Linked DNA regions of Homo sapiens: regions 1 and 2 are each linked to region 3. The links are chromatin contacts, found by Hi-C or POLR2A ChIA-PET in ENCODE. All regions are on one chromosome and are shown on one strand. The core of a region is the stretch at or near the end of the contact, and the rest is flanking DNA. Distances in the headings are between cores, read along the strand shown.

Region 1 (4,795 bases), core at 2,104-4,603, 190 kb before region 3:
CTGACTTTTTTTCCTTTTAAGTGAGGTATAAAACACATACTCTACAGTGCATAATGTACACTCATCCTAAGTGTACAATTCCATTAATCGGTTACATGTGTACACCCATATAATTAACACCCAGGTAAAGATATAGAGCATTTCCAGAATGTCAGGTTTCCTTATGCTTCTTCTCCATCAGTTCCCCATCCCCACCTGAGAGAGAAGCTCAATGCTAACTCCTGTCACCGTTGATTAGTTTTGCCTGTTCTTGAACTTCATAGACGTGGAATCATGCCTTGTGCTGAATCTTGTTTAAGACCATTAAAGTCAAGTCCAGTGAGTGTCCTTCCTTTCTTTCTTAGGCCTTTTTAGAGATGGCTTACACAGAAGCTGCACAGGCCATGGTCCAGTATTATCAAGAAAAATCTGCTGTGATCAATGGTGAGAAGTTGCTCATTCGGATGTCCAAGAGATACAAGGAATTGCAGCTCAAGGTAAAGCATTATCTTGCTCATTCAGTCATTCAACAAGCACCAGATGAGTTTCTCCTCCGTGTTAGGCACTGACCTAAACGCTGGTGGAAAGGAGAGGATAGGAAAAGATTCAGAAATTACACACTGCCTTTGAGGATCTCGAGGCAAACCATTGCAGCATGGCAAGAAAAGTGCTCTTGAGGTAAATACAAAGTGCAAAGAGACGCCTGAGACTACCTGGGAGCCAAGGAAAGTTTTCCAGAAGAAGATGTTCACAGGGGAACTTTTAAAGGAGGAAGTCAGAAGGGAAAGGTGCTGAGAGTTCCAGGCATAAACCCTTGAATACAACCTTCTCTCCCTATACAGACCTTCAGTAACATTTTCTTCTTCTGTCACCCCCTTGATCTCTTGTTCTCTTCTCTCTCCTTCATATTTACGTCTTAAGCCTCATAGAAGTCCTTCTAAGCAGCCCTTGGCTGAATTGGCCACTGTCAGAACTCAGGGATGCATTCAAATAGTTCCAAACCAGGGTTTGCTTTTGTTTTAGCTGATCTACGTTTCTTTCTTTTCTTTCCTTCTTTTTTGTTTTATTGTGAAGTATAACAGAACACACAGAAAAATGGCTGATTATATATTGTATGGTTTAAAAAGTAATAATGGGTGAGATCTCACAAATCCCGTAAAACCACCACCAAAGTCAAGAAATAGAATATGGACAGCATCCAGAAGCTCCCGTGAGTCCCTCCTCCTGTTCAACCCCTCCCTCTCTACTCTCCTGACTTCAATGATAATCATATCTGTGCTTTTCCTTATAGTTCTATCACCTGTATATGCCTCCCTAAACATTATGGTTTAGTTTTGCCTGTTTTTGAACTTTATATAAATGGAATTATGCTGTGTTCTTACAGATCTTGCTTCTTTCATTCAACATGATGCCATCCATGTTGTTGGGCATGTCTATTTATTTTCATTGTTATATACATTTCCATTGTATGGCTATACAGTTTATCCATTCTACTGTTGATGGACATTTGAGTTGTTTTAGGGACAAGGCTAATCTGAACCTTCTCAAACATGTCATCCTGGTATATATGCACTTGAGCATATAACTAGAGGTACATACATAACTAAGATTGAGATAGCTGCATCATAAGGCATGCTTACCTCAACTTTCCTAGATGATAGCAAGCTCTTTCCAAAATTAGTTGTCTCAAATTTATACTCCTACTAGTAGTGTATTAGAGTTTTCGGCCGGGCGTGGTGGCTCACCCCTGTAATCCCAGCACTTTGGGAGACCAAGGTGGGTGGATCACGAGGTCAGGGGTTCAAGAGCAGCCTGGCCAACATGGTGAAACCCCGTCTCTACTAAAAATACAAAAATTAGCCAGGCGTGGTGGCAGGCGCCTGTAATCTCAGCTACTCGGGAGGCTGAGGCAGGAGAATCGCTTTAACCTGGGAGGCAGAGGTTGCAGTGAGCCAAGATTGTGCCACTGCACTCTAGCCTGGGCAACAAAAGTGAAACTCCGTCTCAAAAAAAAAAAAAAAGTTTTCAATGGTCCACATTCTTGCTAACACATTGTCTTGTCCAACTTTTAAATTTTTGCCTGTCGTGGGAGAGTATCATGGTTTATCACAGTTTTGTTTTGTTTTGTTTTTGAGACGGAGTCTTGCTCTGTCACCAGGCTGGAGCGCAGTGGTGCAATTTTGGCTCACTGCAATCTCCACCTCCCAGGTTCAAGCAATTCTCCTTCCCCACCTCCCGAGTAGCTGGGACTACAGGCACACACCACCATGCCTGGCTACTTTTTTTTTTTTTTTTTTTGTATTTTAATAGAGACAGGGTTTCGCCATATTGGCCAGGATGGTCTCAATATCCTGACCTTATGATCTGCCCGCCTCAGCCTCCCAAAGTGCTGGGATTACAAGCGTGAACCACCGTGCCTGGCCAGTTTATCACAGTTTTATATTTTATTCCCCTAATTGCGCATGGAGATTGAGCACTTTTTCATCTGTTTGTTGGCTGTTCCATCTGGATCTTCTCTGATGGGCTGTTTCTTTTCAGGTCATCTGCCCATGCTTTTCTTTTGCATTGTGTCTTCTTATTGGTTTGCAGGAGTTCTCTTAACTGGAGCACGTAGTCTATTTGGATTTCTTGTAATTAATGCTGTATTAGTGTTTGAATCTACCCTCTTATTTTGTGCTTTCTACTGTTCCATTTAATAGGGATTTTCCCGTTCACTTTAGCTCATTCCACATTGACTTAGGGTCCATTTTGTCTAAGACCCACAGGCCTTAATCCACCTTCAAGGTTGAAGTTAGAAGACAAAGGCTTAGTGGATGTTTCTGGCTAGGACTGGCATTCTGACAAGTCTCCATATGTAGATGGGCACTGTGTCAACCAGCTTCCAGAGTCCTGAATCTGCTTTGCTTGCATCATTGCCTCTGAAATTCCTTTACTAACAGTTCTCCTTCAGGCAGAACCTGGCTTTTTTTTTTTTTTTTTTCCTAATAAAAGTATATTGCTTCTTTCAGACAAGTAAGCATCCCACCCCATTCTATATCCAACCAAAGTTCCTGGTCTCCTGGATTCTTCCCTGGGGGCTGGAATTGAATTTCTACACTAAGTTCCCAGTAGAGCTTTGGTCTCCAAATGAGATGTTGTCATAAGTTTCTAATTAGGATTAACGGCAGTAATTGGCTTCTTAAATTAAAGTACCAAAGCATAGCAATACCTTCCTGAGGGAGATAGTTTGGGGTGGTGCAAAAAACATGGGTTAAAGAGGTCAGATGGTCGAGTTTTGCTTTCAGCAAATGTGCACTGAGTGCTCACCGTGGGTGGAACTGGGCCAGGTGCCATGGAGGGAGAAGTAGCAAGCTGGCGAGGAGCTCAGTCTGGTGGGAGAAAAAGCAAATAAACAAAGAACCACTGACAACCATGTGACCTATCCTAGATTGGAAGATGGTGATGTCAGCCTGGGCTCTACCGCTTCCTGCTTTAGTGAGCTTAGAAAAGTTGCTTAACCTCTGTGAACCTCAGTTTACAGATCAGGAAAGGACTATACTTTGAGTTATTTGGCTTTAAGTATTTTTTTTCATACATTATCTTTTCAGTCTCGTAATCACTGTACCCTGTGAAGTGTGTAGGGTGTATAATAGCAGTAATTATAAGAGTACAACAATAACAATAATGTATACCTTTAATTGAGTCCCGGTACTCTGGGGCAAAGAAGTTTACATACATTATTTAATCCTGACATCAGTCCTGTTAGACAGGTATTATTATCTCAGTTTTACAGATGAGGAATCTGAAGCTAATAGAAATTCAGGAACTTGCCCAGGATTGTACTTAGCTACTGGAAGAGCTATGATTAAAACTTAGTGCTGTTTTGGTTTTGCACTAAAGCTGCATTGTTATAGTGTGTTATCATGATCTCTGTTGTCTATGTGAAAAAAACCTGAGAAATCAGGTAATTTGCTTATAGTCACCCAGCCAAGAAGCCGCAGAGATAGTATTCTAACAGAGCTTCTCAAGCTTCAGTGTGCATACAGATCACTTGGTGATGTTGTGAAAACTCACTTTGATTCAGCATATCTAGGGTAGTGCTGTTATTGCGTATTTCTAACGAGGTCCCAGGAGATGCTGCTGCTGGTGGTCCTCGGAGAACACTTTGAATAGAAAGGGCGCAGAACACATTATTTTCTGATCTTTAGCAGGGCTTTTCTGCTCCCCAAGCTGCCATATTCCCTCTTAAGGCATTGTGAAGGTCGCATGGAATAACAGATGTGAAAACAACTTAATGTATGTCTCAACTACATAGTAATGCATGCTTTATGGTCCCTATGTTGATATGAATCAGCTGCCACTCTGTCTGCACGTAACAGAAATTCATCTCCATTAAGCCTGTTGGCTTAAGCAAAAAAAAAAAAAAAAAAAAAAAAAAAGAATTTATGGATGCATGTAAATGAAACGTCCAGGAGTAGATCTGGCTGCAGGTGCGGCTGGATTCAGGACCCAGAGACCCTCATTAGGACTTGGTTTCTCTCCACGCTGCCTTCTGCTCTTTTGGCTTTGTTTACTGGGGGCTCCCTGGGATGGGCCGTAGCAGCCCAGGCTCTCTCCTCTAGGTGGCATGATGGCTACAGTGACCTCAGCAGCTCTTTCTCCCCCTTCCCTTTCCTTCAACAAGAGAAAGCCAGAGTTTTTTCCTAGAAGCTCCCACAAAAGTCCTGAGACTTTTGAGAGAGAGTCGCTCTGACTGGACTAGCTTAGCACAGGTGCACATTCCTGAATTGATCTCTGGCCAGGGCTAGGCCATGCTGTGATTGGCTGGACCTGTGTC
Region 2 (4,461 bases), core at 1,365-3,864, 250 kb before region 3:
CTAGGTTTTAATGGTCAACTTTAGTCCAAAGCTTCTCCCTCTTCTCACCTTCTCCCAGCCTTCTGATTCAGTTTATACATACACACACACACACACACAACATACACAGAGGCACACACATGCATGCATGCATGCAATACCCACATTGTTCTTTTATATTATTATTATTTTTTGAGGTGGCATCTTGCTCTGTTGCCCAGGCTGGAGTGCAGTGGCACAAACTCAGCTCACTGCAACCTCTGCCTCCCAGTTCAAGCGATTCTCATGCCTCAGTCTCCTGAGTAGCTGGGACCACAGATGCGCACCATCACACCCGGCTAATTTTTGTATTTTTAGTAGAGATGGGGTTTCACCATGTTAGCCAGGCTGGTCTTGAACTGCTGACCTCAGGTGATCCGACTACCTCAGCTTCCCAGAGTGCTGGGATTACAGGTGTGAGCCACGGTGCCCAGCTGTCCTTTTATTTTTATTTGGTGTTCCTTGTTGGAAGAGATCAGCTTCTCTTCACTAGAGAAATTTTTCAGTGATCCTGGTGGGGGCTCCAGTCCCCTTTTCTTTAGGAAGAAATAGAGTAGAATGATTGGGAGTACAGTGACAGGGTGGTGTCACATTTCCTGAGTTTGAGCCTCAGCTCTTCCACTTGCTGGCTGTGTGGCACTGGGCAAACTCCTTCACCTCTCAGTGCCTCAGATACCTCTCTATACAGAGGAAATGCAAGCGGAAGTATAAGGAAGATCACACGAAATAGCGCCTGTCAATCACTGTCAAGCACAGTGCCTGGCACACAGTAGGTTTGCAGGATGCCTGTGGTTTCTGTCACCCTGATGTGACTCTCCTGGGGCCCTTGAAGGTAGCATTCCAGGCCCTCAGAATCTCCAGGGGAGTGACTGGGAGCTGTAGTTTCACCAGCACCGGGCTGATGCTTGTGGCTGGGAAACGCCACTACCAAGGTGATGAAAGGTGAAGGTGGGTTGATATATAAAATAAAAGAACTTGGAGGAAAGTTAATACCTTTGAACATTGGTTCCCAAAGTGTGGTCCTGCACCAGCAGCAATATCCACCTAGCAACTTGATGGAAACGCAGATTCTCAAACCTTCCTCCAGACTTACTGAACGGAAACTCTGGGGGTGGATGCTAGTGATATTGTGTTTGAACAAGCCCTCCAGGTGTGTCTGAGGCCTGCTGAAGTTTGCAAACCATACTTTAGAATGTGAAAGAGCCAGTCCCTATTTCATTTCAAATGAGTTTAGATGTATATTTAGCTACTGAAATAAGAAATCTAAAGATATGTACACTTGTACCAAGAAGACAAGGAAAGAAATCTGCTGATATGAAGACTCAGTTATATTTCGAACAAAGGCAATGAATCCATCTTGGTCCTTTGCTTGGCTCATGGTGAAACATAGCGGCCACCATGTGGGTCAAGAGGCTTGTGTTCAGGACAGCTGAAGGGATGGCCTTGACCTTACTGTCCTCCCAGCACCAAAAGGAGCCAAGAGCGAGAGGTTACTTCTGCCTCTCCGGAACTCCAGCACTTCCTCCCTGGGGGTGCTGGCATCTTTCTTATGCACTGTCACTCTCCTCGTGGTTACTGTTGTTTGGGTCAATGTTGTAAGCAGTTGCTTGAATACAAACCCTCTGCTTTTTCATCCCTGTTTCTCCTGGGCAAACCCAAATGTGACTGCAAAACATCTCCAAATAGAGTCCAGTTCTTCTAAGTGTCAAGGCTTGGCCCAGCCACTGCCTCTGCTGTAAAGACTTTCTAGCCTGAATACCACCATGGCAAGTCATAAGCCTTGTTCTTCCCCTCCTGTGCTCCACATCCCAGGGATTTGATCCCTGCAGGCTGCATTTCCAGGCGCCTGCTGGGTTTGAACAGTGCAAGCCTCTGGGGTGAGACTGCAGGGTGGTCGGAGAGGGATGCCAGGGTGGTTCTCCCCCTCCTCTGTGGCTGGCTGTCTGACAGTGGCTGGGGATCTTCCAGGGCTCTATTGCTACTCCTGTCCCCACTAGCTTTTGTGTACCTTCTTGTCTGTTTGATAAATTCTCTGGATTAAATTCTCCAAGGGATTTGGAGTGGTTTCTCTTTTCTTTATTGGGTCCTGACTAACTTAGCCCCTTGTCTTGCTTCCACTGGGAGTGGTCACTCAGCATTTGCATACGTATCTTCTCCAATAGCCATGAGCTTCTCAGGAGTAGCCGTCATATCCAATTCAATGTCACATCCTTAGTGCCTACTCCAGGAGCTGTCACTTTCAACATGCTTGGTGTTTGATGAATGAATGCGTGATAACATGTGAGGAGGGCTGAAAATGCAAAGGAAAATCAAAGTATGCCGTATATTCAAAATGCATGCAACAAGCAAGGTTTACCATATGGAAATAGCGATGTATGCCCTGCCTAGTAATCTAGTTTAAAATAGTAATAATAAACCTTAAGCTTGTCCACAGTACAGATTTTTTAAACAATAATTTGAGAATGTTCAAATCTGTTCCATTATAAGCCACCCCAGAACTTAATGATTTAGAACCCTTTATTATTTCTCATGATTCTGTGGGTTATGACTTGAGTTGCCTTCAGCTGTTCTTGCCTGGGCTCGCTCATCACCACGTTTGGTAGCGATTCGGCTGGAATTCATATGCGTGGGACCTCAGGAGAAATGGAGATTCTCTCTCCACTAGAATCTCATGCTGAAGGAGGCTGGTGCGGGCTTGTTCACAAAGTGGCAGTCTTCCAAGAGGGTGAGGGGCAAACTCTGAGGCCAATTGAGGTAGAGGCTTGGAAGTTACACAGCATCTCTTCCTGTGCATTCTGCTTCAAAGCAAGTCAAGAGCCCAGCCCAGATTCAAAGGATAGGGAAATAGACTCATGTCTTAATGGGAGGGGCTTCCAGGAATTTGTGGCCATATTTAATCCACTGTAGAGTGGTTATTCTCATTACGAAACATTCTTTATTACAACATTTAGTATGGCTGTACCTTAAGTAGAGCCTCCTGGAATAGATTTAAAAGGTTGCTCAACTGGTAAGACCCACAAATGGAGAGCTGCCACTGCTTTCCTTAGTTCTTTGTCTGACCACCAGATGGTGGCATTGCTCAGTCGACCCCGAGTATTTCAAGGCCGGCACCAAATTCCACCTGGAGATGCCCTTCAAGCTGTGGGAATTCTATGATTTTGCACAGCTGGATTGGGAGCAGGCAGTGCTACCTATGGAGAGGGTCTGGGATTAGGGTTGCAATGGGCATTGGATGCCTCTTTCTCCCTGACTCTTCTAGAACTGTTGTGGGAAATTTCTTCACCTCCCCAAATGGGGGACTGGAGTAAGATGCTGCAAATATCATCCCATCACAATGGACTCAATCATGAAGAAAAATATCGTTTGTAATAAAAAAATTGTTTGCATACTCATGAATTGTCTATCGAAATTACATTGTATTGATTTCATCCTAGTGATGTAAATAATTCTATACCACTTCTTTTTCTTTTTTCTACCCTCTGCACCATTATAGTTGTTTGTATAACAGTGTCTGCAAAAACTGATAACATTTGATTAAGGCCTGCAGTCTAGTCCATTGTATTGTGCCAGTGTCAATTTCCTGGTTTTGATCATGTAATATAGTGATATAAGATGTTATCATTGGGGAAGATAGGAGATAAGGACATAGACCTTTCTGTACTATTTTTGCAACTTCTTGCAAGTCTATAAGTATTTCAGAATAGAAAGTTAAAAAAATACCCTCACTAAAAATAACCTCCACCTGCTTGTGTATTACTGGTATTTGCATCATCATTTGGGAGAAAAGTTGAGCATTGATTTTAAAAACTCTTTTTTTGGGGGGGGGGGTCATTCTGGCAGGGTAGCACTGGCTTCTCAACCCCCTTCAGATCCACTGGCCACTTCCACAGATCCTGCCCAGGCTCAAAGCACCTGCTAGACTAGGTGATCAGTGGTGCAGAGACCTGGAGCCAAGGATGGGGAGAGACAGTCATTGCCACCTCCTTTCTTCCCTTTCTGGACTCAGAGATCCTCTGTCCCAAGTTTCTCCCTTATAGTCAGGGCTCTGCCCTTTACTACTCACTTTCTTGTTTGTTGTCTTAATCGTGGGTTACAATGCTTCTCTAAGACTAACAGGAAGACACTTTTATTTCCATTTTGTGAATAAGAAAACTAACACCCAGGGTTTGAGGTACTTGGCTGGGACCAAAAGTAAGTGATGCATCCAAGGCTAGAAGGTAGATTAAATGACTTTTTAATCTGGGTTTTCCTTGCTAATTTCTAAATACACTAAAAAGAGAAAACTTTTTAGAAAGTTTTCTTTCTGAAAGAGAAAGCCTTTTAGAAAGTTTTCTTTCTGAAAGAGAAAACTTTTTAGAAAGTTTTCTTTCTGCAAGAGAAAGCCTTTTAGAAAGTTTTCTTTCTGAAAGAGAAAACTTTTTAGAAAGTTTTCTTTCTGAAAGA
Region 3 (4,528 bases), core at 108-2,607:
TATAACTTAAAATGAAAAACAAACAGAAAGCCCAACACCTGTTCTGCAGAGTTGATGCTAGTCTGGAAGCAGCTGCCCACTCTCTTTTCCTTGGACTAAAGAATCTTGCCCTAAACTTGTAACTGAAAATCAAATCTTGTATTGTCTTAAAATCACTTCCCAGAAATCACTGTATTTACTTGCCTTTTCCTTTTTTTCTTTTTTCTTATAAGTAGACCAGAATGTTTTTTACTTTTTTCTTTATTTAACATGAACATTCCTGGAGTAACTATCACTCCCCTGTGATAATTACTGCCATTTACTTCCAGGCTGAGAAGCTAGTATCGCTGACAACTCATAGGATGTGAGGAAGAGACAGAAGGAAATGGGTTGGGGATTACCAAGTTGCAGTTAAGTAAGAGAGTGCTTAAATACATATTTATAGTTTCTCTGATTTAACTGTTAGTCTGCCTTGTTGAATAAAAAAAGTATTATTTTATATGAATATTTTCTCATTCAGAAATTAGCTATGAACAGAAGAAAATATTAAGCTTTATTCCAACAGTTATTTTGTTTTAAAGTATGAACCTGATGTTTTTTAAAGCCTTCTGGTACCTCTGGTAGTTTTATGTAATCCAGGGAAGAAACAGTCCGAAGTAGGAAAAAATACTTTACTTTGTATTTCTTCTCAAAATGAGATTAGGAGAGAACTGTGCCACAAAACCTTGCCTTCAAGGCTGGAGTGCAGAACAATTCACAGAAGCCTTTTTGTTGCACTGGGCTCTGAAGAAATGTTACATTAATTATGGTTATATCAACAAGTAGCATTTTAGTCATTTTAGTAATTGGGTTTTAGGTAATTACAGTGCAGCGTATGTATAACAACTTTACTAGTTTTCTTTTTAATGGTGGTGTTCTTTGGGTTTTTAACATTCAGGAATTTCTGTGTTGCTTACTTTTCAGTTTGCTTTCAGTTTAATGTTTCTGAAAAAATAATGGTACCTTTGACATTTCATCCTTCCAACCCTGAGTCTTTCCTACTATTTTTTTTGCTACTTTGTTAAAATAAGATTATGATCATTTAAATTAGTCTTACTCGAAAGTTATACTAAATTAAACTAAAGTTGCTGGTTATATTTGCTGAAATTGAAAGAATCTAATTTTAATTCATAGCCATTTGATTTCACCATATTTTAAAAATCTGACAGCGTAAGAGAAAGCAAGCTGTCAAAGTGGAGCACAGAACAATTTGTAGACAAAGTTAAGCACTTGAAAGCTAAATGCCAGTGATTGGCAGTGATCAGCCTACGTTTATATACAGGAGCTCAGCAACAATGATTTTATTTCTTAGTCAAGATGGCTCAACATTAAAGCAAGCTTGTGTTGATTTCTAGGTTGCAGTTTAGTTTGTGGTTAAAACCACTCATTGAGAGGGGTTAGAGCTGAAACCACTGCAGAGGGTGAATCACAATAAATGCCAGACTTCTGATGTTTTCTTCTGGCGTAAAAGAGTTTTGATATTTCATCCTTAATTTTTTTAACCTTTTTTATTTAGCTGAGAGTAATGGACTTTGGCAAAATGTGGATGACTCTTTGAATTTGCCAGTGGTCTCAAGTGATAGGGCCTTTGCAAATGTGAGATTTCTTCATCAGAACAGCCTATTCTCATAGATTACATTGTTAGAAATTCAACCCCTTCCGCCCCAGCAAAAAGCAAAAAATTTAGATCCAAGAAAGGTGGAGGTACCTTTTAATTTAAATTACTACTGGTTTTGGTACTAGATAATGTCATGTAGCAATTTGGCTACATTATTTTTATTTTGTAATTTTTAAATTCTAGGAACCTACTCTGGTTTTAAAAGTGAGAAACTTAAGAGTTATTTGGTTTTGGATGAGAAATTTCAAGAATCTGGTTCTATTTACTAGGCTTTTGAGTTGACAAACATTTAGAATTTGGTTCCCCTACTAACCTTTGTTACCACAGAAAGTTTTTTAGTTTTCAGTGAGAATAAAAAACATTTAAAATATTGTATTTATCTACCATGATACTGTAAAGGGTTATTGAATGAGGCATGTCAGTTGATGGAGTAAGATCATGGAGACTTCTCTCTGTTAATAAATTCTCCCCTCTTATGGCAGACTTCAAAGACCCCTTGGTGAAAGATTCAGCCATTTTGTTACAATGGATCAACTTTCTTCCATAGGGAAAGCAGTGATGTAAAGGAGAAAAAGGGATGGTCTTGTTTACTTCCATTTTTTTTTTTAAAGGTTAGCTGCCTCATTTTATCTGCAGCTGCATACAGGAAATTAAAATTTTATCAGAAGGTTTTGAAGTTCTTTGTAATCAGACATGATCACTACTTGGAGGAAAATGTTCACTTCTGCTGGCCTTGCTGTAGCAGTGGCCATAGGAATGGAATAGGCAAGGGATAAAATGTTGATACCATCCCTCCCCATTTTACAAGGATGTGAGTAAATGGGGGCTATTCTTCACTCTTAGTGGAAATAAAAATGATATAGCCTTTTGTTATTTATTAAAATTTTAAATATCTATATCATCTGACACATAAATATTTTCACATGTGCACAAAGATACATGTCTAGGGGTATTCATTACATAATTCTTTTTTAAAAAATTAAATGCCATCAGTTGAGCAATGATTGGAGAGATAATGGTACACATGACATGAAACACTTTACAATGGTTAAATAGAATGAGGTATATCTGTGTTTACTCAGCATAAAAATATTTCTATCATCTGTTATATGGGGGAGGGGAGAAGCATATAGAATGATCTCATTTATATGAAAGCAAACACATAAACATAAGAAATCCCTGTATTTTTATACATATAAATAAGTGTTTAGAGACAGGTCTCAATAGGTATGTATCAGACTATAAACCATGGTTATCTAAGGAAAATAGGAAGATACATTTATATATTTTATAACTAAAAGTGATGTGGTGGGGTGGGAGGAATGCAGAAAGTTGGAATTGTTAGTAGTTCCTTCCCGGCTGATACCTAAGCATGGACTGCTCAGAAGTTGGGTATCCCAGAAAAATTCCTGCAAATATTTGTAGAATGATTAATTTGTATTCAGATAGACCAGATGAACATATATATTTTTCAATTATGTCCAATAAAGTCTGTGTTTCATAGACATGCTATTTTATAAAATAAGAATGGGTTGAAGAAAATAGATTTTTATGGGCCTTTCATATAATTTTTTGTATCTTGTTCCTAATGGAAAGGAGGATAAATAATGAAATGTTTTAGTTTCTGTAATTATTAAGAAAGTATGAATTAATGCCTATTGTATGCTTAGCACTGAAACCAATTCTGTGGAGAGAAGTATAGCAAAGCTCCTCACTTACTGGGTTTTCAGTCTGGTGAGGGAGATAACTAATCCATGAAACAGTTAACATAAGACCAAATATAATTAATTGCCAACTTACGGTGAAAACAGTGTGCTGGTATATCCAGTTTACAGAGAGGTCGGTAAGAGCTTGATAAAATGACTAAGAATGGCTCAATGAACAAATGCATTGGACTCAGTATGGAAGAAAAATGCAGTCCATGAGCACAACAGTGAGGACAGTCAAACAGCATGAAGGTGAGAATGAGCACAGCATGGTTCTGTGACAAGGAAACAAGCTAAGTGGAGCAAAGTCAATGAAGATCTTGAAGGCAGATTTGTTGATAGGGAGCCAACCAAGTTGGATTCACCAACTAGCTGGTGACTGTGACAAGTTACTTCACAAATGTTATGGTAAAGTCCCTGCTGATTACCCTCAGATGGCTCTTACTGCTGCTTCCTAGGTATCTTTTTCATTTCTTTTTATCAAATGTCACAGGATGGCTATCTAAAACTTAAAACCACCATACTCATTTTTTTCACAATTTAGCTTATGTGTTCTCTTTATGGAGAAGATGACCCTTACAGTGTAAAGTGCCCAGACTTCTTACTTCTACATTTATTTTCCCTCTTTGCTTATCTTTTGTTCATTCTCTCCTGTTCCTAGAGACAGAGATGTTCCTTCTTTCTAAGATTAACTTTTTCACTTTCTTTATAAAGCCAGCTTTGATCCTTTGTGTTGGAAGTTGTCTCCCCCATCTCTAAACATTCAGAGATTTTGTTCATACTTCTTTTAGGGTATTATCATAGTCAACTAAGTATTATAGTTATTTGTGAAAATATACCACTGTACTGTAAGCCTCTTGAGAGAAGAGACTATGTCTTGTGTGGCACTATGCAATTATACAGCAGTTAAACAATAAGTAGCTAGCTTGATGGGTGGAGGTATATTACGGGAACCCCTAGAAGCTAGCAAAGAATGTTTACATTTGATACAATAGGAAATAGGTTGTTTTTAGTATAAATGTTTTTGGCCAGGTGCAGTGGCTCACGCCTGTAATCCCAGCATTTTGGGAGGCTGAGGTGAGTGGATCACTTTAGCATAGAGATCGAGACCAGCCTGGGCAACATGGCGAAACTCTATCTCTACAAAAATACAAAAATTAGCTGGGTGTGGTGGTGCATGCCTGTA

The links. Hi-C counts contacts between places; a loop is a spot of excess contacts on that map. ChIA-PET counts read pairs that join two places held with the same protein, here RNA polymerase II (POLR2A). Pooled maps may share reads with other maps.
Region 1: a pooled map shows a loop between it and region 3 (3-fold over the local background). The contact joins two enhancer-like sites. A Hi-C loop is called at or near these places in 2 of 37 single-sample maps with no recorded cell type and 8 of 50 pooled maps. POLR2A ChIA-PET finds 5 or more read pairs at or near these places in 3 of 52 experiments (HepG2, T-cell and activated B cell).
Region 2: a map of CD4-positive, alpha-beta memory T cell shows a loop between it and region 3 (5-fold over the local background). The contact joins two enhancer-like sites. A Hi-C loop is called at or near these places in 8 of 168 maps with a recorded cell type or tissue (CD4-positive, alpha-beta T cell, CD4-positive, alpha-beta memory T cell, CD8-positive, alpha-beta T cell and 3 more), 8 of 37 single-sample maps with no recorded cell type and 14 of 50 pooled maps. POLR2A ChIA-PET finds 5 or more read pairs at or near these places in 2 of 52 experiments (OCI-LY7 and activated CD4-positive, alpha-beta T cell).

The regions. Positions count from the first base shown.
Region 1 is chr10:110,799,443-110,804,237 of GRCh38, forward strand. RBM20 (RNA binding motif protein 20) reads left to right here. Exons shown (of 14, transcript NM_001134363.3): 7 at 345-476. Among named protein-coding and RNA genes, the nearest start is that of PDCD4-AS1, 69 kb to the right of the region's middle. Within about 2 kb of position 3,354, at least 22 of the 41 ENCODE cell types and tissues checked have a DNase peak (open chromatin) inside an H3K27ac peak, as active enhancers do.
Region 2 is chr10:110,743,462-110,747,922 of GRCh38, forward strand. The region is part of intron 1 of RBM20 (RNA binding motif protein 20); the gene reads left to right. It overlaps LOC124902498 (a long non-coding RNA gene), which reads right to left. Exons shown (of 3, transcript XR_007062286.1): 3 at 2,233-2,308. Among named protein-coding and RNA genes, the nearest start is that of RBM20, 100 kb to the left of the region's middle. Within about 2 kb of position 2,615, at least 4 of the 41 ENCODE cell types and tissues checked have a DNase peak (open chromatin) inside an H3K27ac peak, as active enhancers do.
Region 3 is chr10:110,991,879-110,996,406 of GRCh38, forward strand. The region is part of intron 3 of SHOC2 (SHOC2 leucine rich repeat scaffold protein); the gene reads left to right. Among named protein-coding and RNA genes, the nearest start is that of MIR548E, 5.2 kb to the left of the region's middle. Within about 2 kb of position 1,358, at least 3 of the 41 ENCODE cell types and tissues checked have a DNase peak (open chromatin) inside an H3K27ac peak, as active enhancers do.